Regions from separate parts of the Mus musculus genome. Here regions 1, 3, 4, 5 and 6 are each linked to region 2. The links are chromatin loops, found by intact Hi-C in ENCODE. Cell type or tissue: heart. All regions are shown on one strand.

The links. Hi-C counts contacts between places; a loop is a spot of excess contacts. Peaks named below come from ENCODE experiments on the same cell type or tissue, not always from the same donor. Only the 100,000 strongest peaks of a DNase experiment are listed, where the experiment ranks them.
Region 1: it touches region 2 in a loop (2.3-fold over the local background); 10 of 42 quality-filtered maps call a loop at or near these places.
Region 3: it touches region 2 in a loop (6-fold over the local background); 4 of 42 quality-filtered maps call a loop at or near these places.
Region 4: a loop joins it to region 2, with 2.1 times the contacts of the local background. A loop is called at or near these places in 6 of 42 quality-filtered maps.
Region 5: it touches region 2 in a loop (4-fold over the local background); 7 of 42 quality-filtered maps call a loop at or near these places.
Region 6: it touches region 2 in a loop (2.3-fold over the local background); 10 of 42 quality-filtered maps call a loop at or near these places.

The regions. Positions count from the first base shown.
Region 1 is chr9:79,870,302-79,875,301 of GRCm38, reverse strand. All of the region lies in intron 2 of Filip1 (filamin A interacting protein 1), which reads left to right. Among named protein-coding and RNA genes, the nearest start is that of Gm35261, 55 kb to the left of the region's middle. In heart, a CTCF peak has its summit at 2,648; a DNase peak (open chromatin) is centred at 2,511.
Region 2 is chr9:79,975,805-79,980,804 of GRCm38, reverse strand. It overlaps Filip1 (filamin A interacting protein 1), which reads left to right and starts at 2,923. Exons shown (of 6, transcript NM_001081243.2): 1 at 2,923-3,349. In heart, no CTCF peak of the experiment used is centred here; DNase peaks (open chromatin) are centred at 2,364, 3,014 and 3,814; H3K4me3 peaks cover 2,908 bases; H3K27ac peaks cover 2,565 bases.
Region 3 is chr9:79,804,877-79,809,876 of GRCm38, reverse strand. It overlaps a transcript of Filip1 not described here. Among named protein-coding and RNA genes, the nearest start is that of 4930429F24Rik, 14 kb to the right of the region's middle. In heart, a CTCF peak has its summit at 2,952 (motif pointing left); no DNase peak of the experiment used is centred here.
Region 4 is chr9:79,917,338-79,922,337 of GRCm38, reverse strand. All of the region lies in intron 1 of Filip1 (filamin A interacting protein 1), which reads left to right. Among named protein-coding and RNA genes, the nearest start is that of Gm35261, 7.7 kb to the left of the region's middle. In heart, no CTCF peak of the experiment used is centred here; a DNase peak (open chromatin) is centred at 2,267; H3K4me3 peaks cover 1,170 bases; H3K27ac peaks cover 2,671 bases.
Region 5 is chr9:79,923,783-79,928,782 of GRCm38, reverse strand. The region is part of intron 1 of Filip1 (filamin A interacting protein 1); the gene reads left to right. Gm35261 (a long non-coding RNA gene) reads right to left here and starts at 1,215. Exons shown (of 2, transcript XR_379651.4): 1 at 907-1,215. In heart, no CTCF peak of the experiment used is centred here; a DNase peak (open chromatin) is centred at 2,192.
Region 6 is chr9:79,883,127-79,888,126 of GRCm38, reverse strand. The region is part of intron 2 of Filip1 (filamin A interacting protein 1); the gene reads left to right. Among named protein-coding and RNA genes, the nearest start is that of Gm35261, 42 kb to the left of the region's middle. In heart, a CTCF peak has its summit at 2,436 (motif pointing left); DNase peaks (open chromatin) are centred at 2,146 and 2,426.

The DNA.
Region 1 (5,000 bases), 110 kb after region 2:
GAAACATTTTTTTACTTACGTCACCAATTTAAAGCATATTAATAGAAAAGTTTCAAAATTTCAGGTGTCACACATCTGACTATCAGAGACATAAATATTCCTTTGATCTGAAATGACCTGTTCCAAAACTTACTTTAAAATATTTTATATAATTGGCTAAGTAAAGTAAGTTATATTTATGTTATTTAGAAGGTGCATTCTCTATGAACTAACCAGTACCCCGGAGCTCTTGACTCTAGCTGCATATGTATCAGAAGATGGCCTCGTCGGCCATCAGTGGAAAGAGAGGCCCATTGGTTGTGCAAACTTTATATGCCTCAGTACAGGGGAATGCCAGGGCTGAGAAGTGGGAGAGGGTGGGTGGGGGAGCGTTCCATAAGAAATTGCCTTCATTTATAAGGGGACATTCCAAATCAAGTAGGAATGTTAAAAGTACATTGTAAAATGTTTAAGAGTTTTTAAATCAACAATTTTTGTGCTTATTAATTTATTGTTGTTGTTGTTTTTTCTATATGAAAGGACTTAGATTAGACAGCCTGCTTTTGGCATGAGCATCACTACAAAATGTGCTCCTGACACACCTTCTTATTGATGCTGCTTTAGAGAATGCCAAAAAAAAAAAAGTATAGAAAACTAATGCCACTTCTGCTGTGCTGTGCTCTTTTAACAGGCAGTGAACTGCAGATTCTGACAGTATATTCCAATTTTCAATCACATTTTAAAAACTGGATCAAGGGACAGGAGAGGTGGCTTGGGAGTAAAGAGCAATTGCTGCTCTTGCAGAAGGCCCAGGCTGTTCCCAGAACTCAGATGGCATAACCCCAGGTCCAGGGGAACCAACTCCCTCTTTGGACCCATTGGGTACCAGGCACATGTATGATGCGTGTATATATACATTCAGGCAAAACACTCATACATATAAAGTAAAATTAAAAAAAAAATGGTTCAAGAGGCTCAGAGAAGGTGGTCACACTGGTCTGGGCTGCCATCATCCTGCTAGGCTCACAACATAGGAATCGGAGGTATGGTTATGAGTGCTTTAACAGGGTATTGAGAGCAACAGGAATGAGAAGAAAAAAAAATTCCATAGCTTCGACCTATTGAATTAGCCTGTAGAAAGGGTATATAATATTGTATAATTTTGTTAATGTAATATTATAATATTATATTATAATATTAATATTATAATAACTGTATAATATTGCTCAACTGACCCAGATGTTCCATATCAGCCAATTCACTGTGATAAAAGAATGAAAAGAGGAAACGACTTTCATTAGATATCCACTTACACTAGTGACTTCATGTACTTCGTTACAGAGCCAACCAACCTAAGTCATACTGCTACAGTGCATAGCAGAGCCACAGGTGGGTTTCTCAAGGCGCGCACGCTGGGGGGGGGGGAATCATTGATTTATCACATACCTTGCATACTTTAGGTCAAGTACAATCTGTGGCATTGCTGTTGCTGTGCCCATTTTACAGATAGAGACTGAGTTCATAGGCAGACTCAGGTCAAGGTCACACATGGTTGTGCATGTTTTTAGCATAGATTCTCAGGGGCATGCTGTCTTTTCTACCACATTGCATCTGTTGAAGGGCTAAGTCTTGATAATTTCCACCTCCTCTTCCCTTCCCTCCCCCCCCCTCCTGTCCTCTCCTCTCTCCTCTTCCTGTACAGTCCTTCCCCATTTTCCTCCTAGCAAGTAGCCAGTGTAACATTCTCTGCAGGTTCAGGATGACTGAGGCTTTTTGATTCTTTTGAATTTTGTTTTTAAAGAAATTAAAGTATAGTTTTGCCAGCTGGTCACTTGTATGATATAAATAGAGAATTTGCTTAGGTGGGAATTGAAATGAATAAAATACTCAGTCACCTCCCAGGGAGCTCAAGGCTGTGTGATTCCAATAAATCTCAGGCATAAGTTATATCCAGACAGTATAGTTTCACGGCAGTCTAGTGTTACCATGTTTTTCATTTTAATACTTTCTCCTTTGAAAACGCAGTGTCTATATTCCTCAGCTCGAATTCACATCAGTATAAAGATAAGATGGAAGGCTTTTCCCTCTCCTGCCTCTGTCCAGGCCCTGCTTAATAGGCATCCCAGTTTCTTCCTGACTCCAGAGAATGGCAGACATACACTCCTCACACTCCTCTAGGTTAACATTGGCATTTGCCTTTTCTTTTCTCTGCGTCTGAAGATCCTGTGCATTCCTGGGTTGCTCCTTGCTGAAGGACAGCCCATGTTGCTCCTCTGTAGGTGTCAGCCAGGTTCCATTTGGAGGGAGCTCCCCTAAAGCCTGGCCTGAACTCCACTTGGGATAGCAAGTGTCTTTTCCCCACCCCACCCCCACCTCTTGCTGAAGCTGCAACGCCTTGAATTCCAATTTACTGTTTCTTCTAGTTTTTATTTAGGTCTTTTGTTGCCCATCCCTTACAATGGATCTCAGGAAGGAATAGGAAGGAGGGGGTGCACTGGGCTGGACCAGAGACCCTGGTCTGCACTCAGTCTCACCCTTCCCCTCTGACCTGCTCCATTGTTCTATAACCCAAACGGTTCCTTTCCTCCCCTGGGATGAGTCCTTTCCCATGAAGAGCTTTGCTTATGCAGAGAACTCTGTGGCAAGGCCAGCCTGCCATCTAGTTTTGAGGAAACTGCATTAGTGCATTTCACCAGGGATGAACCTGATATGCCAACTGGATGGGAGGCAATCCTGGGGAAATGTAAGCGAGGAAGCTTCCACCTGGTTTACAGAACAATGGCAGAGATGCTTCATGTGCTCTGAGTCCTGTCTAGCTGGCTTTTGGCGACAGCATTGCATTTACCGAGGATGCTAGAGAAATAGAGCTATAAAATATCTGCGCACGCTTCCCATGTCTCAGAGAACTCAGCTTCTCACTGGAGTCACAGATACAACTGACTACACACAAAGAGGTGGGCAGCTTAAGATCAGGCCCCAAAGTCTTTCGGAATTTCGGGAATTATCAGAACACTGCATTAGGGAACCTTATCTAATTTCTAATCCAGAACCTAGCAGCTGCCTCACTATTAATATCCCAATGTGTGCAAAAAAGAAAAGAGAAGAAAACTACCTACGTTTTTTTAAAAAATGTGTTTAAATTCATGGGTGATATTGCTATTCGCGTGTCTAATCATAAGAAAAATTGACTATGCTTTTAAAACATACTGCATAGAATTTTAGCCTTTCTTAGAAATTGAAAGTCTCTAGGTAGTGATTTTATTTTCCTTATTTGAATTTTTAAAATTTGGTGAAATGGACAATCCTATAAAAGTAACTGTTAGGACTCTTTCTTTCTTTCTTTCTTTCTTTCTTTCTTTCTTTCTTTCTTTCTTTCTTTCTTTCTTTCCTTCCTTCCTTCCTTCCTTCCTTCCTTCCTTCCTTCCTTCCTTCCTTCCTTTCTCTTTCTTTCTTTTGTTTTTGAGACAAGTTCTCTCTTTGTAGCCCTGGCTGGCTTAGAACTCTTACAGACTAAGCTGGCCTCAAACTCAAAGAGATCTGCCTACCTTTGACTCCTGAATACTTAGGTTAAAGGTGGCTGTTGTGACTATTTCCAATTGTATAATTCAGTAGCATTAAATATGTTGACCTTCCGGGCAACTGTTACCAACAGAGAGCTCAAGAAGTGTTTTTATTGTAAGCTGGAAACCCTGTACCTATTACAAAGTAATTGCTTTCCTCTTAGCTCCTCTGTTCCTGGCAATCACTGTCTGCTTTGTCTCTATGAATGGGAAGGCTCTAAGTCTCTCATATAAGTGAATCACACAGCATTTGCCCGTTTATAACTGACTTATAACCCTTAGCATACCAGCTTTGGGTTTGGTTGATGTTGTAGTATATGTCAGAATTTCCCTCCTTTGAAAGCTGAGCCACATTGCACTGGATGGGTCTACTACATTTAGTTCATCTATCATCTGGGGACAGTCACTTGAGGATGGGAGAGGAGAGGGAGAGGAGGGGGAGAGGAGGGGGAGAGGAGAGGGAGAGGAGAGGGAGAGGAGAGGGAGAGAAGAGAAAAGAAAGAGAAAAGAAAGAGAAAAGAAAGAGAAAGAGAAGAAGAGAAGAGAAGAAAAACAGAAAGCAAAACTGGTAACAATTTTGACAGTTCATGAGTCTGTTAGAGGAAAAGTGCTTTTCTTTTAGAAACATAGACTGGGAGATGACAGATAGGTAGATGCTTTGCAAGTATGAAGGCCTGAGTTCAAATCCTGAACACCTATGTAAAAAGACTGGTATGAATGCATATGCCCATAGCCCTAGAATTGGGAGACAAACACTGTACTCTTGTGAGCAGTTACCAGCTCAGTTACCACTGTTCAAAATATACTATTTAGAAGCAAAAAATAATAAAAAAACAGAAACAACTGCCAAATTAATGATTATAAAATAATTTTCTTGTGCTTTTCATTGATTTTATATTTTGATTGCTTTTGAGCTAATTTTAGTAATTGCTTAAAGGTAAGGGTTAAATTTTACTAAATATGCGGATATTCAGGTTTCCCAATACTATTGCCAATACTCTCCCCTCCCCCATTAAACAATCTTGGCATCTTTGTAGGAAATCTTTTGACTGGCTTTATTTATGGGTTTTTCCATTCTGTTGATCTCCATCTTTGTCTTTACATCAGTGCCACACCATGCTGATTAGTGTTGTCTTGTAAGTAGTTTTGAAGTCAGAAAGCATGTGACTTCTAACTCCATTCTTCTTTGAAGCTGCATTGGTTGTTACAGACCTCTTAAAACATGAATATTAACATGACTTTTCCCATGTCTACAAAAAATTTCAATTTTGAATATCTTATTTTTGAAATATCAAACTCCTAACTTGAATAAAAGAGTAAATTTTAATCTGATAGATTACATCTCTTTTCAATATTCTAATGAAAGATTCCTCTTGGTGTGGGGTTTGAATGCTACTCTATGGTGGGTAAGCTCTCCAGAGAACTTTAGGCTGCTGTGGGCCATGTAGTTGTAGAGGAAAA
Region 2 (5,000 bases):
ATATGCTCTAAACTTTCCTTTTTCTTTGAAAAATCTTTCCAGAACCATCAGGAGTGCACTGATTTGTTTGTTTGTTTGTTTGTTTGTTTGTTTGTTTTACAAAGGCAGAGATCGCTTTGAAAAATATACACATTCCCAATATCCATACCACACACAACAGTTCCAAGCTGAACACTGCCAAAGAGAACCCTGGGAATGTATCATGTCACCTCTGTAGACTTGGTTTATGGATGGGCTCCACAATGTAGCAAAGAAGAGTGGAAACAACCCAGTGTCCTGTAAGAGCCTAGAACATTCCAGCCAAAGAATAATAGGGCCATTTCTTCCACAAATAACGAGTTTTTGGATTTGTTTTGTATTATAGAAAGTGAATTCCCTGATATTATTGGATATTCAGATATTATTGGATATTCAGATATTATTGGATATTCAGATATTATTGGATATTCAGCAAGGAACAAGAAGAGATATTTTCTGCTACTGATAGGCTTATACTCAAACTCAGAGTTGGACACTAAATATCAACAGGGTAGAATCTGTATGGAAAACTGAACATGAATGAAACCTCTCTAGTCCTGTATGTTGTCAAGGTAAACATATCAGTTAGTCACCAGTGTATTGGAGAACATAAAAAAATTTCATGTTTGAAAATCACTGAATCACTATGATTTTTAAAATAAACAAGGGGGGAGATTGGGTCTTAGAAATGGATCTAGAGATAGTCTGCTGACAGCTCCTTCATTTACTTGCTTTTTCTCCAAATGATAGCAATCTGCGAAAAACGTCTTCCTCGTGACTCATTCTCGAAGTTGGGAAATTAAGCTCACTCTTCAAGAGGTTCCCAGAGTGCTCCCACTTAAGACTGTGGGAAAGGATGCAGCTGAGCAGTCACGTATGAGCACTGTGTGCCGAAAGTCAGGTCCTCATCGACTGTGCACAAATCACAAATTTCTAGTATTTTTTAATGGCACTGCTCCCTCTGTGGGTTATGTAGGAAATACTTTAGTCTGAATAATTGTTCCTGAGGGGAAAGTCTTCAAAATGAATTAATGGTACACACACACACACACACACACACACACACACACACACACACACAGAGAGAGAGAGAGCCTATGAGCATGTACTGTATGCAGAATACTAATCAGTTGTGCTTGTGTGCCTAGTGTAATTAAGTTTAGTCAGCTGGGTGTGGTGGCTCACTTCTCCCTCCAGCACACAGGAGCTCAGGAGGCAGAGGCAGGCAGAGCTCTGTGAGTCAGAGACCATCCTGGTCTACACATCCAGGACAGTCAGCACTACAAAGACCCTGCCTGTCTCAGGAGAAAAAAACAAAAGAACATAGTTTGAAGGTGGCAACAGTATCTGATTATAAGTCACATCCTGCATGCTTTGGCTTACTGCCACATTGTTTAGCACTAATAGCAATAGTGGTCAGTTAATCCAAAAACTAAGGTAAATAATAACAGCAGGGGATTCGCTTTCCATACTACAAAACGAAACAAATCCAAAAGCTCTTTATGGATATTTGTGGAGGAAATAGCCCCATTATTCTTTCGCTGGAATGTTCTAGGCTCTTACAGGAAGGCACACAACAACAACAACAACAACCATTGCTCTCCTGATGGTTCTGAATCATCTATAGCCTGGTCTCATAATTCCCACCTATATCAGAATTTACTTTTAGGGACCGTGAATAGGCAATCCATTGTAGGGACTGTGAATAGGCAATCCATTGTAGGGACTGTGAATGAAGTATCGATTATTGTTCTAGAAGATACAGCTACTTTCACACAAAAGCTTAACTGCAGTTTCTCCCTTTAAACATTTTATTTATTTATTGTCAATGTATGTATATGCTATGTGGGCGTGTGTGCCAGGGCACAAATGTAGAGGTCAGAGGGCAACTTTGTATATTCCTGCCATCTTTCTGTGGTTACCCGTCCAGCGTTCATGGTTTACCTGTTGAGCCATCTCACCCGTGTGCGTGCTCCCTCCCCCACTTCTCCTTCCTTCTCCCTCCCCTTTACTTAACGGTTACTTCAGACCTAGAAAAACTGAGCCTGAACATGTAAAATTTAAAAAGGATATTGTTGAGAGCTTTGTCAGGGCAATATTCGAGGAAGGTTCTGAGGCAGCCCTGAACACTATTAATTTCCTGTGTGTACATAGTAAATCAGAGCATTAAGCACACATATTTTATAGATCTTAAACCTGGGAGGCTCGTACTTTTCTATGCTACAGAATGAAGTAGCAGAAACATCTTGAGACTTGAAGTTCAGGTTGGCGGTGTTTGCTCACTGGCTTTGGAAGATGGAGGGTTAATGGTGACTCAGGCTTGTCAACCACTAGTGAGAGGTCTCCAGTCCTGGTGTTTCTGGGGTGTTTGCCATGTGCTGCTTTGAATGAATGGCTTGAGTGGAAATAGTAAGAGTTTCCTTCCTGCCTTGACTTTCATATTCCTAGCGCTGTCGACATTCCTGTACGGTAGCCTTATTTGAAAAACACTCATATATACAGCAGGACACATCTTTTAAGAGTAAGGGATCAAGCTATAAATATAACTCTCCAATGATGAAAGCTGTTTGGAAATGATCTCTTACTGTGATTTTTCTCAACCGTTGCAGCACACTATTAATGCATTAAAAAAAAAAAAACAACACTTATCTAAGAGTCTGAGAAGACTATTGCCTTGGGAAATTGCTCTGCCCAAGACAACTGCCGCTCTGTTTCTTCTCAGATTTAAAAAGCCAAGTCCCACTTCGCAGTCTGCAAACAGTAATTACCTCTGTGAAATGAGCAGAGGTCCTTAAAAGGGTCTGCCGGCTTCCCCGGGATCTTTGCGGGGTGAGCGGGGATGTGGGGCTGATAACCCAGCTGCCTAGGAACTGAGCAGGGCCGGCTGCAAACTTCTCAGCTGTTGACAGGCTGGCCTCGCTGAGAACACTGGTTAAATATAGCACGCGCAGCTCAGCGCCCCAACAAAGTCACTGCGCTGACAGTGTGCGGGGAACAGCAGAGGAGAAACCTAATCTCAGAACCCAACAACACCTAGCAACAGTTGAAAAAACTTTGAAACAAAAGTCCGGGTGGGAGATAGGCGACTTCCAATTCCTGCTGATCCTGACTGAAGGAGAAGCTGCAGCTACTCTGTCCGTTTCCTGTATGACTTCAGCTACTGGCTAGTCCCAGCAGAGTGGGAAAAGCGGTTTTTTTTCCCCCTCAGTCTTCTTTTGGGCTGGCTAGTTTTTCAGGACTCAGTCTTGGACTGTGGGACAAGCCACTGGGTTCTTCAAGGGATAAACCAGCGGAGAAAGAACACACCTTTGGTTAAAGGAGACGACAACAGGTAAGTCCCCCCTCCCTTGCCCCCCAAGTAGCTACTTACTGTTAAGAAATTTCTTTCCACAAGAAGAAGGTTCGCTCCAATTCTGCTTTGTCTCTTGCTTGGTCTCTGCACGTGTAGGAATTATTAGAATCAGTGTGAATTATTAAAAAAAAAAAAAATCAAAACCTTTTTCTCTTTCTCAGAGTCATACCGATTCCCTTTTAAAGACAACATTTTGTGATATCTTCATAGTCATCAAGCTAGCCCTGCTGAGTTATTCATGTTCGTGCAGGTGATAGAAATATGACGAAAGTACAACCAGGGTCGCTAGCTAAGGCATGGAAGGGACATTTTCCCAGGGACAAAATAGCTATTATTTACTGAAACTAGCTAAGCTGCTTGTGAGGTAACTGAGGAAAGTCCTGTATGCTGTCCCACGTTGCTGTGCTGTTGACCCGCTTCTTTGTGGGCTCGGTTTGCTGGGTTCTCTGATTGCACCGGGACACCTTGTGCTGGTTCTGACCTCATTTGCCTGCAGTTGCCCAAATGCATCTGACTCGCGCAAAATATGCCTGCTGCTGATTCACTGAGAATGTTGTGGTACTTAAACTAATTAAATTGAGTGATTGCCTTTGTGCAGATAATAGATTCTGCTTTAAGAAACTTAGAATTTTTTTTTAAGGAAAAAAAAACCTCAATCTTTTCATAAGCTGTGTGGGTGTGAGTAAGAGTGTATTTCCAGTTGTGTGAAGGAAGTTCTGGCATTCTCTGAGGGTATATTGTCTCCCCTTCCAGAAGGTGACATGCACTTTAATCAGAATTGCTTACACAGAACAATTTCATGTTAGTCTCCCAGCTTGTGGCTATAAACCACTGATACTGTCAGTATTGATTCCTGGTGGTGGGTAGTTGGGGCCAAATTTGCATAAGAGGATGGATTATTTCTTTAAATAATTCAGAGAGTTTGGATGAATAAACCCAAGAATAAGATCAAAGAAAATACTGAAGAACATTCTTTTTTTTAAATTAATTGTACACTGGACTTGGAAGCTCATGCGTGTGATCCAGTAATGGAAAGACTGAGGCAGGAAGATTGCTGTGAGTTCAAAGCTAACCTGAGTGAAATAGTAGCTACATAGTAAATTTTAGTCTAGCCTGGCTACAGAGTAACACTGCCTTTAAAGACCAAACAAAACAAAAAAACTTATTTGTGTCTATTTTGTCAATCTAAAAAAAAAAAAAAAAAGAATTTCCAGTGGCTGGAGAGATGGCTTAGCAGTTGAGCACTCTTCCCAATTCCCAGCACCCCCATGGTAGCTCACAACTGTCTCTACCTCCATTTCCAGGAGGATCCAATACCCTCACATTGACATACATGTAGGCAAAACACCAATGCACATAAAATAAAATTAAAAAAAAATCATTTTAAAAACTCTGAGCCTCCATAAACCAGTTTGGAAAAGAATCTTTTTGACAAATGATAATATGTGAGCCTTTTAAGCAGATGTTCCTATAGTCAAGTGATGATTAAAGAGTGTGTGTTAGGGAAAAGAAACAATGTTGTCATTTCAATGTGTATCATGCTACATAGTTCTGATTATGTGCTTAGTTGAATGAAGTTAACCCTATGTCACCAACACGCACATGATAGTGAGTGGGCGTGCTGGTAACC
Region 3 (5,000 bases), 170 kb after region 2:
ATATCTGAGAGAAGCAGTTCAAATTTGCTTGTTCTGGGATTGGCTCGCCTGAGAAATAAATTATTAGGCATAATTATTGGCGACTCCTAGAACCTGGAGAGATGGTGAGCTGACGGCAGAGGAGGAAGGAATCAGATAAAGGGTCCGATGGTTATGAAATCCCAAGAGAGATTATATCATCTGGTTCAAAAGTTTTCTGGAACAAATGACAGAACTGATTATCGGAAGTACTTTTAATTAGCTGAGCTGAATCCAAAAGAAGGCGTACAAGTCCAAGCCAACAGAGGAAGTTTATTGAACTTCCTATTTAAAACAGATGTTCTGTCAGGGGCTCTGAATGTGATAATAGGATTGTATCCCAGTGTAGTTCATGGAACTCAGAAATGCCAAAAAGACAAACAATAGCTAGGTGTTCTCCCTTCTAAACGACACACAGGATATTTGTAGGGCATTTCTGCAGTTACCTGGAGGGTAGCAAGTTCAAAGCTGACATTTAGAAGCTTGGGAAGGTGAAGAACTAAGCTGGAATGGGTCCTTCATAGAGTCCCTGGTAGGGGAAGTCATTGAACATGGGGACAGGCTGGGGATAGGGGCAGGAGTCACAAAAACATGCACTCTAAGTTGATGTAAAATTTTCTATGAACAAAGCCGTCCTCCTCACTAGGTGTAAAACCCCGCTACAAGGTGAGGTGCTACCGTGATTTGCCTTCAGTATGTGAACCTAGCAGGCAGCCATTACACTGCTTTGATGGGACTGACTAGAGGGGGCCCTTTAAAGTGTTCCTCGCAGAGATTTTGGCAGAGTAAACACACACCCTGCCCGGGAGGGAGATCATGCCTTTTGAGGGAGTATATCTTTCTCACTTTGTAGCCAAAGCCTCTCCCGGGAGGAAGCAGAATCCCAACATGCTGTTAAGTTGTCCCATTCCAGCGTTCAAGGGGATGCGCCCCTGAATTTCTCCCCAAACCCCACCCCATTCACGTGGCTTTGGAGCCCACGCCATCTGGGTGCCTAGACGTTCTGTGACGCCACTCCCAAGAGGTTGGATTCTAAGTAAGGTCAGCAGTCAAGCGAAATTCAGAATCGATGATATGTTAAACTTCCTTTGTGCGGAACTTATCTAACAGTCAGCGTTATCAAAGACTGGGTTAGTCAGTACCTTGTCACAGCAATGTCGGAATAGCAAATAATGGCCTTGCTATGTTACCCCAAGTTTCCTAAGAAGAAAACTGCAAGATAACAAATGGGAGAAAAGGAACATGTTTATATTTTGGTAAATCGTCAAAAGTGTATTAAAAATCCAGTGTCGTCTACATGCATGTGATATTCAAAATTTAAAGAGTTTTTTCTTTCAATTAGAAAAAGAGAAAATTATGTTGGTAAGTGCCTGGGTATCAGAAGGCCTCAAGTTTAAGTATTTTTGTTATTTTGAGTTCGCTGATAGGTGGTAATTCACTATGACTATCTATTGGTCTTTAGTGTCTATTGAATACTTAACAAATTATAAATAATCTAAAGATGTATTTATAGGTAGAGAAACTTCTTACAGAATTGTGCCTGGTCATAATAACCTCTCCTCAGAGACCCCGAGTGACTATGAATTGGGTCCTTTTTCTCAGACAAAATGAAAGAGATGGAAAATATTTGCCAAGTTTGTTACCATCAACAACAAAATTGAAATAAGTTTTAAAAAATTACATTACTTATGTATTTATTTATTTCTCTCCCCACCTCTGTGTGAGTGTGTGTGTACACGTGCTCATGTGTGGGTGTGTGCATGTTCCTGTAGGTGTGCAATAGAACATATAAATTGGTCACAGGACAACTTATGAGAGACCATTTTATCTCCTAGATCGGTCCTGGGTCCTGGAGATCAAACTCAAGCCATTAAGCTTGATTTATCTCACTGAACAATCTTTCTGGTCTCTCAACGATTTAAAAAAAAAAAACCTATTTAATGAACATTTTCAAAACCTTATGCTGCACAATGTTGACTTTCTCACAATTTCAGGTATTAGATGAATGATTCTTATGTGAGTTCATTTGATATTGGGGGGAAAGAGATCATAAGAAGTTACAGATATTAGACATTTTTAATTATGAAGGTACAGTTTGTATATAATTACCTGTTTGGAAGTGTTGAGTATTCCTGATAGTCTATTATAAATATGCACATTTACACATTGATTGCTACTTTGCTAGTTTACATATGCTAATGAAGACACATAGTGAGACCGTGATATTGTTTCCTTTGTGTAAGCCCTCTGCCCGATACTTTGCCAAGTATGAATTCTAAGGAGAGTGCTGTTGGACTGCACAGCACTGAAGTTAAGAGAAAGAGTCACCGGGAACGAAGAGGCATGTACTCAGGAAGTTGTTTTAAAACCAGAAAAAAATAAATAAATAAAGCTAGCCCTGAAGGGAGCTTAAGGTGATTGCTGGAACCTCTCCTGCTGAGCCAGGATGAGGACAAGCATTAGGAGTTACATCACACTAGGAATGGCTCTGGATTCCTCCCTGACGTTTGTTTCTATGATTCCTTAAGGGAGGAAATGGGAAGAGACTTACATCCTGTGGAGGAGATTTGCGACACAGCTCTCTTGAGGATTCTTTGGATTCTTTGATGCATATTATATAATTTTTAAAAGCAGTGACCAGGAAATAACATTTTTCATCTTAGATGATGGCTTTTTCATGATAGTAAGTGCCTTTACTTTTCAGGCTTGAAGATAGGTATATTTTTAGAGGTTTTCTTAAAAAGTGTCTGGAGAAAATTGTATACATAGTTTTTTTACTTTTTAGTACCTATATTATTTAAGCTGTGGGAAACCTTCATTGGTAAACAGTCTTAAGTATAAGATTTTGTTGTTGTTCTTTATAAAAACTGTTTCGTCTAAAGCCAAACTCAAGCCAAAAGGATGAGAAAGGGAATGAAAACATCTCCACCTAGTGGCTCCATGTGGTAATTAATAGAACCAAAATCCAAACGCGTTTTCTGTAGAGGATCATACCATGCAGTTAGCATGAACTGTGTGTCTATGGTGAGATGCAATTTAGTTGATAATGACATGAGAAAAATAAAGTTCAGATAGTATGCACTTGTAATTAAAGTCAAAATAACACGTGGAAATGCTATTTATTTTTTGCGGGTGTAGGGGGCGTGCTGGGCTGGGGGAGATTTATTGAGGAAGGAGCTCAGAGTCTTTCCAGTGCTAGACAAGCGCGCTACAGCCTAGCTACCCAACAGCTGACCTTCGTGTTTTTACAGACACTGACATGAGTTTCTTTCTTCTGCTTTGCATACGCTCAGTGACTATAGAACTTTGTTTTCTCACCAAGCTAGCTCTCTGCTCGCTGCAGGGTATGAAGCCACAGGATACCACCTCCTTACTTTGGTTTCTAAATGACTGGATGAAAAATGTGATGCTCCAAGTTCATGAGGGCATAAAGGCTCATATAAAAGGAAAACTAATCAAACAGTGATACTAAATGTTCAAATGTGGCTGGATTGCTTTAATTACTGAGTCGGCTTTGAAATTTATTATAAGGCTGGGTTAGGAGGCAGGTGGGATGGCTGAGTGGGTCAACGTGCGCGTGTTGCCAAGCCTGAGGGCCATCCCTGGGATCCACATAGTGTAAGGTGAGAACCAATGCCCACAAGCTGTCTTCCGACCTCAACATGCACACCTGCCTACACACACAAAATAAACGAATGTAAAAAAAAAAAATGTTTAAGAAAAACATGAATGGCCCGGCGTGGTGGCACACGCCTTTAATCCCAACACTCGGGAGGCAGAGGCAGGTGGATTTCTGAGTTCGAGGCCAGCCTGGTCTACAGAGTGAATTGCGGGACAGCCAGAGCTATACAGAGAAACCCTGTCTCGAAAAACCAAAAAAAAAAAAAAAAAAAAAAAGGAAAAGAAAACCATGAATGAATTTATAATTTATAGAGCCAGGGAAGTGGCTCAGTGAGGAGGGATGTCTGCTGCCTAGCCTGACAACAAGGGACCTACTTGGTGAAGGGAGGTAGCCAAGTCTTACAAATTGTCCTCTGAACCCTACAGATGTGCTGCAGAACATGCATACCGCACAGCACACACTCAAATAGATAAATGTAATTAACCCAAAAGAATGAGTCTGGGTGTAAGAACATTAACCAGTCATGCAAAAAGCAGTAGTCAAAGAGCAAACTCTTTCTCAACTTCTTCGGAAGGCAAAGGGACCAAGTCCTTACTAGCGGTCCAATGCACATGCCCGGAAAGAAGCAACAGGTGTGCGGACATGGTTCAGAACCGAGAGCGTTTGGCTGGAGAACAGCTTCAGGATTCCCATCACGTGACTTGTATATAGCAATTATCAGAGTTGTGTTCAGTTCGTTCATCGAGCAATATCTACCTAATATTACACAAATATTAGACATAGTTTCTGAAGGGATTTAATGATTTTGGAAGTAGAGCACACCTGCAAAGATAAAGAACTTACCCGCCCCAACCCCACCCCCAGCAAAGTCTGCATAGCTGTGGTTACTGGCCCCATGTCCCTGTTTTTGTTTTGTCCTTTAACATTTACAGTCTTATTGAAATGGTGTGGTACTGGTTTTCATGTCAACTACTTACTTGAGTTTAATTGAAAATGCTGTATCTTTCTTCTCTTTGTAGAAAGCGTCATCATTCACCAGTTGCGAGTGAGCTCCAGATGAGATTACCAAGCACAGCCCACAGTCATCGCTAAAGTCACCATGCTACTGATGTTGACTGGAAACACCTTAGGACCTCCAGTGATCTTTTCTTCCTTCCTTCCTTCCTTCCTTCCTTCCTTCCTTCCTTTCCTTCCTTCCTTCCTTCCTTCCTTCCTTCCTTCCTTCCTTCCTTCCTTCCTTCCTTCCTCCTTCCTTCCTTTCCTTTCCTTCCTTCCTTCCTTCCTTCCTTCCTTCCTTCCTTCCTTTCTTTCTCTTTCTTGCTCTCTCTTTTTTTTTGAGGATACAACTTAGCAGTTAAAA
Region 4 (5,000 bases), 58 kb after region 2:
AATGGCAGCTGATGAAAATAAGGTAGTATTGAATTACTGGGAAAGTATTTTTTCTCATGGCTACATGAGAAACAGACTCTGCTATTTATGTGCATCTTAATTTTTAGACGTTAAAACTGTTGGCGTGCAGCCAAATTTAAAAATAACCTGTGTTTTGTACTTTCTTGATGCGTAACTATAGAACATTCCTTGACCTTCCTCCACCCCCTCCCCCAGTATTTAGTTACCATGGCTCCTAACAAAGCTATTTTTTTTCTTGACATGACAGGATGGCAGGGCCCTAGACAGCCTGGAAATGCAAACTCGGAGTGTTGTCTTATGGTGTGCAACTGGTTAACATACTGTGATCCTGTCACAGCTTGTGACTTTTCTGTGCCTGTCCTCGGTTTTGACTTTCTCTTTGTAGTTCCTCCTCAGGCATCAGGCACCTGAGTCTCTCTGTTTCAGCTGGAAGAAGCTTGTTCATTCCCTAGGGATCAGCTGAGTACGAGCACTCAAAACTGTCCTGGGTAGGAATGTAGCTGCATCTGCAGAGGACTTGTCTAAGATGCAAAAGCTACATTGGTTTTCGACTCAATACCAGCCTTAGAAAACAAACAATATCACCAACAAACATCATTTTTCAAAGCTTTCCCCTTTGCCCAGGTCTTCAGCTTTCTGTCTTTGCATGTTTTTCTGATTTATTACATCTCAGGAGCAGTGCCACATCAAATTTACTGAATTCTCAGATAGGAGACTATTACTAAAGAGTGCCCCACACTTCCTTTATTTAAAAGAAAAAAAATAGATCAAAATTTCTGTTTGGTGAGTAGTTAGTTACATGAGAGGCAGAGAGGCACTGAGGCATGAGTGCCTACTGCATTTGTTTACAATGAGTTTACTGATGGTGGCCGTCCGTGCACACAACTCCTCTGGGAATCTGATGGCCTCGGAGCTGGAGCAGCTCTGCTCCAGACTTCCCGAGTATGATGATATTTAAAAGAAGACTTTATATCCATGACCTGAACATCCTTCTATACTTAAAAGTTTTCAAAAAGATAACCACTTTTAATAATAAAAACCAATAGTAGTAACAACAACAACAACAACAACAACAATAATAATAATAACAGCAACAACAACTCATCAAAGTTAATCCCCCCAATGCATATGGCACAATTCTACTACATGACTTCTTTCCTTGTTTTTAAAATCAGTTATTATTATCATTAGAATATATGACATATATCCATGTGTGTAAATCAGATGACAGCTGTGAGGAGTCAGTTTGCTCCTTCTACCTTAGGGACCAGAGATTGAGAGTTCAGACCACCAGGTTCCTGGGATGCCCTTTATCCCCTGACCCATCCTCCTGGCCTACTTGCTTTCTTCATGACTATTTTCAACTCTGCTCTTTAGTTCTCTTAAACTCCTTTCTCCACATGTCTCCGTAGGCAGGAACGTTAACCTGAACATTTCCTGGTAAACTCGCTGATATTGGCTGAGTTCGTCCTAGTTGAAATTAATCCATTTCAGTCTTCCTGTCTGCTCTCCCAACCCCCCTTCACATTTTGGAGTGTAGCTGAGCCCTGCACATTGGTGGTAGTGAAAAGAGATCTGGGGGAAGTACCCAGGAGTCTGGCTTTTGTCTGCTTTACAGTGGCCGCTGCTTCCAAGAGGCTGTTGTCAGGACTGCCTATCTAATTAAAAAGCCCAGTGAAAAATGAAAATGTGGGATGTGGGTAGGTGTCCAAGGATAATTAAGAATCTCAAGTTGGGCTGGTAGCACAGGCTTATAATCTTGGGCCTTTCTTTTATGGCAAAACAAGAGGATCAGGAGGCCAAAGATTTTTGGCTGCATGATGACAATGAGGCCATGGGATACAGGTCAAAAACAAAAAACAAAAACAAAGCAAAAAAAAAAAAAGGTGGGGAGGGAAGGGGGTGAAACATTTCAAGGAAGAGCACAGAACAAGCAGTGGCCTGTATGACTGCTCAGCTCACACAACAGTGGAGCCCACTCTACCTGCACCCACTGCTGTCCTCTCCCAGGCTGACTCCCGATGAAATAACCCCACTACTCTCTGGCGAAATAGCTCTGCTCCCATGACATCTCTGAACTCCATCCTAATCTGCACAGACACCCTGCACCTTCCACTTCAACTCCAGTCTTGGTGCTCTACCTTGAAAGCCCCCTGTACCAATGATTCATGCGTTAGCACACAGGCTGCCTCTCCAGTCTGTTGTCCTGCTGTACTGGGCTTTTGGCCACGTCTCTGTCTCTCAGAAAATCCTAGTAGGTGCTTGAGGCACACACTGCTAAATCTGGAGTATACATTTGCATATCTCAGGACATGGGCTAGTGCCAGTGGGAATCCTCTTGAGTTTTAGCCATAAAACTTCGTGGGAATTCCTTTCCTTTTATGTTCATTTCTTTAGCAGTGTATCTGAGAGAGGAGGTAGGGAGGGACAGAGGACGTCACTGCCGCCCTATCTTTTCTCTCAGTCTGTTCTTATTTTCAAATTACAGCGAGCTGGGGACAGAATGAAAACGGGTAGAGACTGTCCAGCTTAGATGTACCCATTAAGCAAGTTTGTTACAGCTTAGATCCAGGTTGATAAACTAAGGGCTAAAGATCAGACAGAGTCACATCGGACGACTTCTCTGCTGTCTGTGATTTCCTGTTGCATGGAGCTGAGTAGAAATACCAGAAGCCAGATAGTGCTGCAAAGTGCAACATGCTTACTGTCGACAGACACAGCTTGTCAACCCCAGTCCTAGATGTTCACAGAACATAAAGTGACCCTGTCCCTCCTGCTTAACTATATGGCAGTGCCTGAAACCTTAGCTGTTAAGCTGTCACAGGGCAGGGATTCCTGCCATAACACTACTGGGAAGGACCGTCACACACACAAGTTTGTGGCTTGTGGCTTCACGCCATCCAGTGGGTAATGTGTCTGAACTTTATCATCCTCTCTTAACGGATGAGGAAATTGTGGCTTGGGGGTAGGGGGAGGAGTGACATATGCCGGGTTAAGGGCAGCAGCCCTCATGGTGTCACAGAGTTAATGGTAAAGAGGCGTAGGCAGGTAGGAACACAATTCTATGACTGTTGATGCATAAGTTCGTAGGGTTGGTTGGTGGGCTGAGGTGTGGTGGCTTCGAGGTAGGGAAGAATGGTGGCCAGTGGTCATAATGCCTTTGTCAAAACCATTGCAAAGGTGGTGGCACCTACATACTTCCAGGACACATGCTGGATCTGACACTTGTCATGTGATATGGCATTTTGCACATGATTAAGTCTTAAGTGCCTTAACTAGTTGATCGCAGAGTCCTCCAACTTTATGGCCTTTATTTGCACTCTCCTACCAATCAAGTTTATGATGATTGGTTGACAGACAAAGAAGCCAGGCACTCTGTCTAGTGTGAGGGTAAACACCGTCAATAGCTAAGACGATGGCGTTGCTACGGTTACCCTCCCAGCACACATATTAACGGGAGTGAGTTTTTACTTCTTGTTCTCCTTGGTTTGTAAGTTGGCTCTGTTCTTTTTGGCCTTACATTTGGACACCTCAGTCTTTTATTTAATCTCTAATAAGGAATGTTAAAGGACAATTAGAAAAGACAGAGCCTGGAAGTTTAAAATAGACATACCCTTACTCCTTCCATTACAAAAGTCTTGAAGTTACCCCTTTCATGTTAAAAAGAAAAAAAAAGGATTTGAAAGGCAAGACTTCTTTAAGGACAAGGGAACACACCTGACATGTGGCAGGCAGTTAGAGTACATGGAGTCATTGTCAACACGCACACATGGGGGAGTCACTTCAGTTTCTCATTTTCCTCCCCTGTCAGCATGGAGCAATGACATCATCCTTCCTTCCACTAACCAAGGCTAATGCTGGCTATCAAACGGGATTTGCCTCATTTTTCTTGAAAACGTAATAAAATTGTTCAAGAATGTTTTCCATAAAAGACAAACATTTTTATAACGTGAAATTTTGCAGTTATTTTAATGGAATAATTAGCACATCTGGAAACTGGAACTCTTTCTCTCTCTCTCTCTTTCTCTCTCTTTCTTTCTTTCTCTCTCTCTCTCTCTTTCTTCCTCTTGCTAACTGAAAGATTGGTCCAACTCATATTCAGTTGTCATAGATGTTATGTCTGTGGTATGCCAGTGACTTTCATGATTTAAAAAGCTAAACGTAAAGACTGTGTTAGCAAAGTTCCCCTTTAGGTCCATTGAGAATGAAAGAATCGTGCAGGGGCTGGAGAGAGTTCCCTCAGTAGAGCTCTTGTCCTGCAAGCATGAGAACCTGAGTTCAGCCTCCAACATCCATATTAAAGGCCAGGCTTGGCAGCACGTGCCTGTGATCCCTCTCTGGGGGAGGCAGAGGCATGCCGATCCCTGGGGTGCAGTGACTATGCTCTTTAGCTTAGTCACTGAGCTTCAGGTTCAGTGACAGAGTCTGTGTCAAAACATGGTGGAGTATGATTGAGGAAGACACTTGATCTTAGCCTCTGGCCTCCCTGTGTCTGAGCACTCACCCACCACCCAGGTTGGGGACGCACACACTATGGAATACAGAGGCAGTCTGAGAGAAGGGAAGGTAAGTGTGGGCTTAGAAGAACAACGTTGTCACATGAATCGAGGTTGGAGAAAATGTCTCTTATGTTCTGGGTTTTACATCAGTTTGTTTTGAGGGGCTGTGGAGCTTGCATAGCCTGCAATTGTATTTCAGCCCCTGGGAGGATGGCTGGGATTTCCTTTGTCTCATCGTTTCTGACCTAGAGATAAAAGGTGCTGCTCAGACTGGAGAATCCAGCTTGCCCTGTGTAATAGTTAAGGCTTTCCCGGGTACTGACCTATATATGTGCAAATAACTAGTCCTCATTTTGCTTATCTTGATTTTTTTTCAAGTAGGGAAAATAATCAAATTCACCAGAAAAACTTAAAGGCTCAATAATCACATACATTTGAGAGCCTTGCCCTTTGTATGTAATCAAATAGTTGTTATTGATT
Region 5 (5,000 bases), 52 kb after region 2:
CATTATGTTGTGGCCTCTGTGATTTCCCTGAACGTGAGTTGGAGGGTGGTATCCCCACACCTGGCACTGTTTCATTTAATAACGTATGTCTTCTGAGAACAGCATGACCCACCCACTTAGGGTACCTTCGAGAGATATATCTCGGTCACTACTTGATTTATATTTTGGTATTGGGAAGAATACACCACACGCTTGTTTAAATGTATAGATGCTAAAATTTAAAGACTTCTTTTAAGTGTGGCTCTGGGGATTGAGCACAGGGCATCACACGAAAGCAGCCTGGCCTGAACTACCAAGTTTCAGTCCCAGCTCCAACAGTGGAATTTTACAGTTTCTCTCTACATTGTATTTGAAGGCCAGTGTCATACCTAATACTTCCAACTATTTTTAAGGTCCTATTTTATTATAAAATCTGTACCCATGCTGTGGGGGAGAATTCAGAGAGTTGGAGGCATTTGTCAGAGGTTATTTGGGGAGAAGGTAAGATTGGCCGGACAAGTTGGTCAGCTGCCTGCTCACCACCCAAGGAGAATCAGCTCCAGCTTTCACAATGAACTCGTTCAGAATTTATCTAGTTCGTTATTAACCTTCTCTTTGCCTTTTGGGTTTTCCTATAATTTCTGGCAAATCTTATAAATTCTTCATCTTCTGTTCCATTTAAAATTCTTACTTGTTATTATTGTATATGTATGTGTGTGATCTGTAGCAGGTGACTGGGTTATAGTGTGAGTGTGAGTGTGAGTGTGTGTGTGTGTGTGTGTATCTGTGTGTGTGTGAGTGTGTGTGTGAGTGTGTGTATCTGTGTGTGTATGAGTGTGTGTGTGTGTGTGTGTGTGTGTGTGTGTATAAGTCCAAGGACTGAGCTCAGGTTGTCAGGCTTCCATAGTCAATGGGTAAGTGACTTACCCTCTGTGGAGCCGTTTAACCACACACGTTCTCCTCCTTTCCCTCCTCTTCCTGAAGATTCCGTAGCTTCTCATCCCCATAGGGTCGTTATGACTCTAAGGACTTTTGAGAGATGGTATCACATCTTCCAAAGCATTAGTATTTAATCCTGGAAAGACTCATCTGTCAGGAGTCTGAGTAACTTGCACGCGTGCATGGGACCATGCTTGCCGTGTCTTCCCATGCTCTCGCTTCTGTCTTCCCTCACCAAGTTCAAGTACACAGAGACACAGCACTTGTGCATTCTGAGTCCCGTGCTAACTGTTCAGTCATCACAAAAGTGACTCAGACAGCTTTTGCCTACAAGCAGTTTATGAGCTTGTGGGCTGAAAGAACTGGTAAGTGCCGCGAAGCTGTCATACAAAATTAGTATAATTTCTGTTTCCATTTTTACACTTTACTTCGCTTCCATTTATCTTACGCTTTCCAAATCACTGTGCCGTGTAGAATAATGGAGGACGAAAAGGGAAGAAGCAAAATGCGCAGCTGAATGCACTTTTCTGTGGTGTTGAGTAGGTGTGCTGCAAACGACACGGGCCAGATGCTGAATTCCCACCACAGCTGGGTGGGTGATGCCGTCATGGCGCCAAGCTCTTTTAGCTTCGTGCTTGTCCATACACTCTGAGGAAGCACTGACTGCCTTTGACAACTATCTCCTGCCCAGAAAGCTCCCCTAGAAGGCATATGAGTAAACTCAGCTGAAAAACAAATAATCCGTAATTCCTGACAGTCATGATGGCTGTCTTTTGGCAGTCACTATACCACAGTAACAGAACCTAACAGTGCAGGAATTGTTACAGCATGTATTACTATACATGGTTAATGCAGTCGTGATGTGGAGGGGGCCCTCTCTAAAATCTTTGTCTTTGGTAAGTTTATTCACGAAGCTCATCAGTTAGCCCCATGAAAGAAAACAAATTGGGGGTTTTGTATAGAAATTGAGGGAAAAAAATCAGCAGTTAACTTCTTTGAGATGTTCAGTTAGCAGTTAATTTCTTTGGAATGCTTGTGTGGTCTCTTAGCCAACATTACCGATGACTAATTCCTGGTCTTGACAACAGTTTTTTTTCCCCCTGGCTCAAATATGTTCTTCACAAATCAAGAAGAACCCTGACCAGTGAGCACAGCTCTGTTAGGCGCACTGCAAGTTTCAAGGTCACTGTTTGTTTGTATATATATCTTTGACATCATCTCTATGGACTGTCCATGAGGCCATTACCTCATCGTGAGCACAGAGCGATCCCTGACTACATCAATGCAGCAGTAACTGTTACAGAAATATCACAGGCCTAGGCTCTCATGTGAGGAGTCTCTGGCCAAGAGGGCTGCCAAGGCGAAGGCTGTGAGGAAGACGAGCAAATCAGTATCCTTATGAACTGAGCGTTATTTCTAGTAAAAGGAAAGGAAACAAGAACAAGACTCTGACTTCACCTCAAACTCCAGCCTCTCTTCTTTACAGAGGCCATTTGTTTTACGTTTGACTGAGCACAATCAAGCATTTCTCGTCCTAGCTTTTATTGTGCCATACTTTTAAAAGAACGATTTCCTTGTTACCCCTGCCCCCTCCCAGTGCTTTTCTATTGTTTTGGAACAGAAATATGACTTGAAATAACTCTGATACATGGGATTATATTCAGAGGCTTGGCTGCTCAGGGTGAGCTGTTCTTATCCCAGCTGGAGAGTAAGTGGAGGAAGCGGGGGCCATGCCAACCTGTCTGTCTTTTTAGTACTGCCTTCATAATGCCTTACTTGGTGATGTGCGGGCATCCCTCTGTTATGATTCAGGACTCATGGGGAAGAAAGAACAAGAAAGAACACTGAGCCTTTTCTCAGGGAAAGGCTATAGCTAGGTGACCATGGCCTCAGGCTGAATGGGTTCATCTTTACCATCTCTGAGTGGTGGTAGCTAGAAATAAGCTGTGGTGAAGTTTTTACACCACAAAGATCGGCAAATGCTGCCAATCAAGGCAGGGTGTGTGTGTGTGTGTGTGTGTGTGTGTGTGTGTGTGTGCGCGCGCGCGCGCGCGTGTAGGGGGTTGGTCTTAGTCCGTCCTTCCTTCCTTCCTTCCTTCCTTCCTTCCTTCCTTCCTTCCTTCCTTCCTTCCTCTTTTCTTCCCTCCCTCCTTGTCTTATTCCTCCCTAACCTATACTCAAAGGATGTGTCCAATTAAACTTCATCAAACTTCTCACATGTCGTCAGCACAATATGGTTTTTTTTGTTTTTTGTTTTTTGTTTGTTTGTTTGGTTGGTTGGTTTTTTGAGACAGGGTTTCTCTGTGTATTCTTGACTGTCCTGGAACTCACTCTGTAGAGCAGGCTGGCCTCGAACTCAGAAATCTACCTGCCTCTGCCTCTGCCTCTGCCTCTGCCTCTGCCTCTGCCTCTGCCTCTGCCTCTGCCTCTGCCTCTGCCTCTGCCTCTGCCTCTGCCTCTGCCTCTGCCTCTGCCTCTGCCTCTGCCTCTGCCTCTGCCTCTGCCTCTGCCTCTGCCTCTGCCTCTGCCTCTGCCTCTGCCTCTGCCTCTGCCTCTGCCTCTGCCTCTGCCTACCAAGTGCTGGGATTAAAGGCGTGTGCCACGATGCCCGGCCGTCAGCACAATTTGGTAACTCACGATGTGTTAGGAAGATCCTGTGTCAACACTAAAAGGCAATTTATAGGTAGTCTCTGTCTCATAATATCCACGAACAATCCTTTACAGTGCCACTAAATAAATCCCAGTGTGTGACAAGGAAGTACTTTCTATAGCTGGATTTTCTATCCCATCAGCTCAGAGGTGGCTCCTGTTGCTACCTCTGAGATCCTCAGGGGAACTGTGGTCACTCTATGATTCTTATGGATCCCAGGAACCTGAGTGCTCAGATCCTGGCTCTACCATTGTTCTTGGTACAAAGGAAGTGTGGGTGCATTAGAATTAATCACTGGGGTTTCTGAGCCTTTCTTCCTTGATACCACTGATGGCATCCTTCTTTTCTCCTTTCCCCCCCTCCTTTTGTTTATTTTTTTCAAGACAGGGTTTCTCTTTGCAACCCTGCTGTCCTGGAACTCAATCTGTAGACCAGGCTGGCCTTGAACTCATAGAGGTCCACTTGCCTCTGCCTCTGAAGTACTGGGATTAAAGGTGTGTGCCACCACCACCTGGCTCCACAGATAGTATCTTAGCCACCTCAATGATGATAGGAAGACCATGTGGTAGAAATATAGACCAGGAAATGAAAACATGTCTCTCTAGCTGTCAGGACAGCATTAGGAACACAGCTCCTCATTTTCCTCCTGAAGACTTCTAGAAATGTCCTAATAAGGGTTTCTGAGTCCTGGAAGTCCCTAGTCATAGTGGAAGTGGCGTGTGAGAGGTCAAAATTTTACACCCAGGTTATTATAATCCAGAGATCTGGTTTTAAATCTTATTCTGTGAAACTAAGAGGCAAACACTGTGGAATCTGTTGAATCACACAGCATTTACTTTTTTTTAAAAAATTGAAACAGAGTATCACTAATGTAGCCCAGGCTAGCTTAGAATGTATTTTGTAGCCCAAGCTAATTTTAGACTTGTGACTCTCTTGCCTCAGCCTTTGAGTGCTGACAATACAGGTGTAATTCCTGGCAGTCATGACTTAATTAATTAAGCCTCAACAATAATTCAGTCGTTCATATTCCAAGATGAAAATGAAAGAGAATCTGCCTTTGAAGAAAAGTGAGCAAAACTTTCTTTGGATCTCCTGGTCACCGCTGCATTAGGATTCCAGCTTGAACCCTATAGGTGGAACAACAATATGAACTAAGCAGTACCCCGGAGCTCTTGACTCTAGCTGCATATGTATCAAAAGATGGCCTAGTCGGCCATCACTGGAAAGAGAGGCCCATTGGACACGCAAACTGTATATGCCCCAGTGCAGGGGAACGCCAGGGCCAAAAAAAAAAAAAAAAAAAAAAATGAGAATGAGTGGGTAGGGAAGTGTGTGGGGGAGGGTATGGGGGACTTTTGGGATAGCATTGGAAATGTAATTGAGGAAAATATGTAATAAAAAATATTTTAAAAAAAAGGATTCCAGCTTGGTG
Region 6 (5,000 bases), 93 kb after region 2:
GATACACTGACACACTACAGATTACACAACCAGATTTCTCCCCCTCTGTTGGTGGGGAGGAAGCAAGGGTGGAGGGATGGGTATGAGGGGAGAGGGAGATGGGTGGGATTGGAGTGCTTGATGTGAAATTCAGGAAGAACCAATAAAAAGTTCAAAAGAGTTTCTACTTTTTATTAAATACTGATGGCTAATGATTTTAAATTACACTGAGTCACCAAGTTACATGCTAAAGAAATCAACATATCACTGTCGTGCTAGCAGTCCAAGTTGAAAAGCAAGCACTAGGAAAAGAACCTTGTTCTATAGATAAAGGGAAGAGGCACACATTATCTAGCAACAGGATTTCTTTTTCCATATAAAACAATTCCTGGGTTGACATTTTTGGCCTCTAGTTCATATTTTGAGCTGGGGCTGTAGATGCCTTCATCTGTATCTCACCTGTAACTTGATTTCTCCTCCTCCTCCTCCTCCTCCTTCTTCTTCCTCTTCCTCTTCCTCTTCCTCTTCCTCTTCCTCTTCCTCTTCCTCTTCCTCTTCCTCTTCCTCTTCCTCTTCTTCTTCTTCTTCTTCTTCTTCTTCTTCTTCTTCTTCTTCTTCTTCTTCTTCTTCTTCTTCCTCTTCTTCTCCTGTTTCTCAACAACAGGAGTTTAATCACCAGTGCATGGGTGTGGGTTTATAGTTGGTGATTTAAAACATTAAAGGTAAGAGGTGTGTTTCTGTCAGGTGCATTTTTCTAGTTTGCATCATTATATCATCATATACAATGTTTCTAATCAGGGAATCAGGAGGACAGGAGAAGGTAGAAGGCAGGTGTGGTTAAAGCATGCTGTGTGCAAGTTCAGAAATGCCACAGTGAGATTTATTAACTTATAGGGTTACTGTGTGATGCTACTTAATGTTAAAAATGGAATTTGTCAGGCTTGGAGGTGGCTCAGGGGAGAGGAGAGCTTTGCTGCCAAACCTGATAGCTTGAGTTTGAGTTCTAACACACACACACACACACACACACACACACACACACACAAGACCCACACAAGAAAATAAATGTAATAATTTTTTTCTTTCAAAGAACTATTAGTTCTTTGAGAGTTTCATACAATATGCCTTCATCATACTCAGGCTGCCCAACTCTTCCAGGATTCACCCTCCTCCCCTACTTACTCAACGTTGTATCAAGATCACCTTGTGCTGCCCAGATTTTCTTGGATGTGTGGTCACCCACTGGCAAGTGGTAGACTTACCTAGGGCTGCGCTCTTAGAGGAAACTGTCTCCTCTCCCAGAAGCTAAGAATTGGCCATAGCATCCTAGCTTGGGGAGGGATCAGGTGCCTAACTCCCCTCTGACTGCTGGGATTTGTTCTATCGGGCTTACACGCATGTTCTCACGCCATTGTGAACTCACACCTGCTGCTGCTCTTCTCTCTCTGGAAGGTAAGGGCGCCTTGCAGTCTCTGACACTTACACTCCCTTTGCCCCTTCTTTCACAATGACGCCCCCCCTCCCCCCACCTCCATCTCATCCCTTGGGATGAGTCTTGGGAGGGGCGTGGAAATATATATGCTCCCTTTAGGGCTAAGCATTCTGTAGTTTCTTAATTGTTAATAAAAATATTTTTAATGAAATTTGTTGACTTTAAAAACAGAATACAATGTATAGATTAGGGATATAGCTCAGTGGTAGACCAGGCACTTAGATAGTTTAAGACCCTGGCTTTGATCTATGCACCATCAAAAAGGAAAAAAGAAAATGGGGTGCAGGCCAGGATGTCTAGAGTGTAGTAAAGTGATGGTACCACTACATTGGCACCACCTATGTGTAAAACCTGGACATTGTATATGGATGTCTGCACTAGCCCTTAATGTCTCTTATTCACTTCTGTTTCCTTGGAAACCACTGTGTAAAGGACAGTAGATAAAGTACCATGCATTCTGTACTGCCTTCTCTCCTGTTTCCCATCCCGTTGATCTGCAGAAGTCCTCTCCGGGTACCAGGGCGGGCGAGGGAAAACCAGCGCATACACTATTATACTTTTGTTTGTGCAGAACCAACAAGGCCCTCTAGGATTAAAACTGAACTTCCCAAGCACCATGTCAACCAGTAACGGACCAGCCTTGAAGCTGTGAACAATTCAAAGTGACGCATGCCGTGGCTGGCAGCAGGAAATATTTTTGTTCAGCTTGTGAATGTTTAAGAGGAAAAGCAGGGCCCTGACAAGAATAGTTGAAATAATTCCAACAGGATATTTGTGTATAATAAAAAGGAAGGGCATAAATTTTGAGTTAAAAGGACTGTTGTGAGGCTAGAGACAAGCTCAGAAGTTAAGGGGGGCTTGCTGCTCTTACCGAGGACCCAGGTGTGTCATTGTCAGCACCCACATCCAGTGACTCATGGCCACCAGTTTGGGGGATCCACCACCCTCTGCTGGCCTCTTGGGGCACCTGCATGCACAGGCTATACATGAATACATACATATAAAATATCCAAAAAAAATCTTTTTTTTTAAAGAACACTTGTCATCTGGTCTTCCCAGCTCGCATGTCATTCTGTCTGCAGACCAGACCTGCATACCAACAATGCATGTGTTTGCCTTCAGGATTTCTACATCCTTTTCAGAAGGCAGCTGCTAATCTCTAGAAAGGCTTGCTCTGATGTTAAACATTTCCTGATCAAAGGCCTGAAGGGAAACATGAAACAATGTGTACTAATTATAGCAGACCCTGTGTCTTCCCCCCCTCCCTGCATCTCAGAATCAGCAATTAGGAGAGCCCATTTGTTAGTCCACAGTCCTATGAGGATTACCTAAAATTTATTATTATTACTATAATTATTATTATTATTATTATTATTATTATTATGTGTGTATACGTGAGTTTGGGTTACCATATTAATGATGCATTTATACATTATATGTTTGTCTTATCATATGCACAAATCAATCTTTGTTGGTTAAATCCTCAGTGAACTGACAGCTCTAAGGGATGTAAGTGTGTAGTCCTTGCTCATTTGCCTTGAATAGCTCTATTTGTTCACCCTTTTGCCAACAAAAACTATTGCCTATTGCTTTATCAGTTGGGTGTTTTTGTTTCCTTTGCCAGATTTTGGTAGATGGTGTGGCTGTCTCCTCATAGTTTCAGTTTACATTTATCTTATGAATGAATTGAGCATCTTTTCAAATGTTCTTTCTATTTACTTGGCTAGTCTGTTTACTCTCTTTGTTCTTTTGAAATTTGGGTTATTTGCATTAATAAGTGTTCTTTATATCGGTTAGTTCTTTTTGACACAGACAGTAAGTCAAATGTTTTCTTTGTGCAAATTTTGTTTTGCCTTTGGAACAGTTTTTTACTGTGTGGAGTTTATAACAACTGTTAGTCAGACATCAATATTTCTCCACTTATAGCTCTGATAAGGATCAAAGTAGACTCCCTCTCCCAGATAATGAAAATAATTGTTTTCAAATTTTACTCCTAGTATTAACACTTCCTTGTACTTTTCCTGCATACGTATTTAATCCCTCTAGGACTCATCTTAGGCCAAAGCACACTGCTCCACTCTCCTGTGCATCGCTATTACAGCAGTTAGGGGCTTGTCGGGAAAATAGAAAGCTCACTATATAGTGAAATAGAAGGGCACTGGTAAAGACAGTAAAGAACTTCTGTCTGAGGGAACCAGACGGAAGCTCGTGGGCTTAGGAGAAGCTGAGTGAGATCATGAAGAAGACATACTCAGATAGAGATAGGAGGTAAGAAGAGAATTTTGGCATTGAATGGTGGAGAGATGAGGTAGAGTCAGGAGACTGGGAATGAGTGGCTCAGGACATCAGGATAGAGTTAGTGTATGGTTCCAAAGACTGAGTTTTCACCAAGGAGAGAAGGATCAAAAGTGTCATGCCAGAGCAAGGAAAATGGAGGATGAGGATGGACCGTTGCAGTTAGCAACAGAGACATCACAATTCATCTTAGGGGAGTTGTGATCTTGATGAGAAAAAGTTCAAACAATTCCCACTCATTGTAAGGAGCGAGTCCTGGAGCGAGCTTCTTGTAAAGGAAAGGAGAAAGATGAAGTGAGGTCTATGGGGGAAGTAGAGTCACAAGAGGGTCTTGTTTTAACGATGGAAAACCAGCTGCATCTTTGTATGCTTTTGTAGTTCAAAGATAGACGTGTTAAAGATGTAGGCCTTATCAAAGAAGAGTCTAGCTCGGCAAATGGAGACCATCACCGAAAACCACAACTAGACACCATACAGAGATTAACGGATCACAGCCCCAGTGGAAACATTTATATCACAGCTCCTACATCTACGGCTTAGGGAATGAGAGTATCACAGAAGAGAGGCCAGAGGATTGTAAGAGCTAGAATACCGTGACTATGAAAACAAGACTAAAACAATGGCAATATCAGTGGGCATATGAAGTTGATGGGAGAAATTTTCACATAGTCTAGACAAGGACCTACAGGCAACCAAGGAGTGCTGGAAAAGGAGAAATAGCATTTCCCATGGATGAGCTTCCTTATTGACAGAGTGGTCATCCCCGAACACACACACACACACACACACACACACACACACACACACAGCAAGAGCAGACTCACAACATAAATATCTGTTGTATTTATGTGTCTGTGTACACACACACGTAATAATAATAATAATCAAAGAAAAAGAAGCTATCAACTTGAGAGTGAAGGCAAAATGAGAGGGGTTGGAGGGGGGCTGACTGTGGGGAGTGATGTAATTCTAGTTCAGTGAAATACATTTACAACAAAAATGTTTTCATTCTCAGCCAGTGAGGTTATTGGGAAATAGTGGAAACTTTGAGAGGTGTGGCCCAGTTGAAGAAACAGATTTCTGAGAGATACAGCCCTTGAAAGGGATAATGGTGTCTAGACCATCCTCCTTTATTTCTTGGCTGCTACGTGCTTCTGCCAAGATGTATAGCCTCACCATAGGAATAAAGGCTATTGAGCCAAGACCATGAGCTTCTGAAACCCTGAGCCAAAAC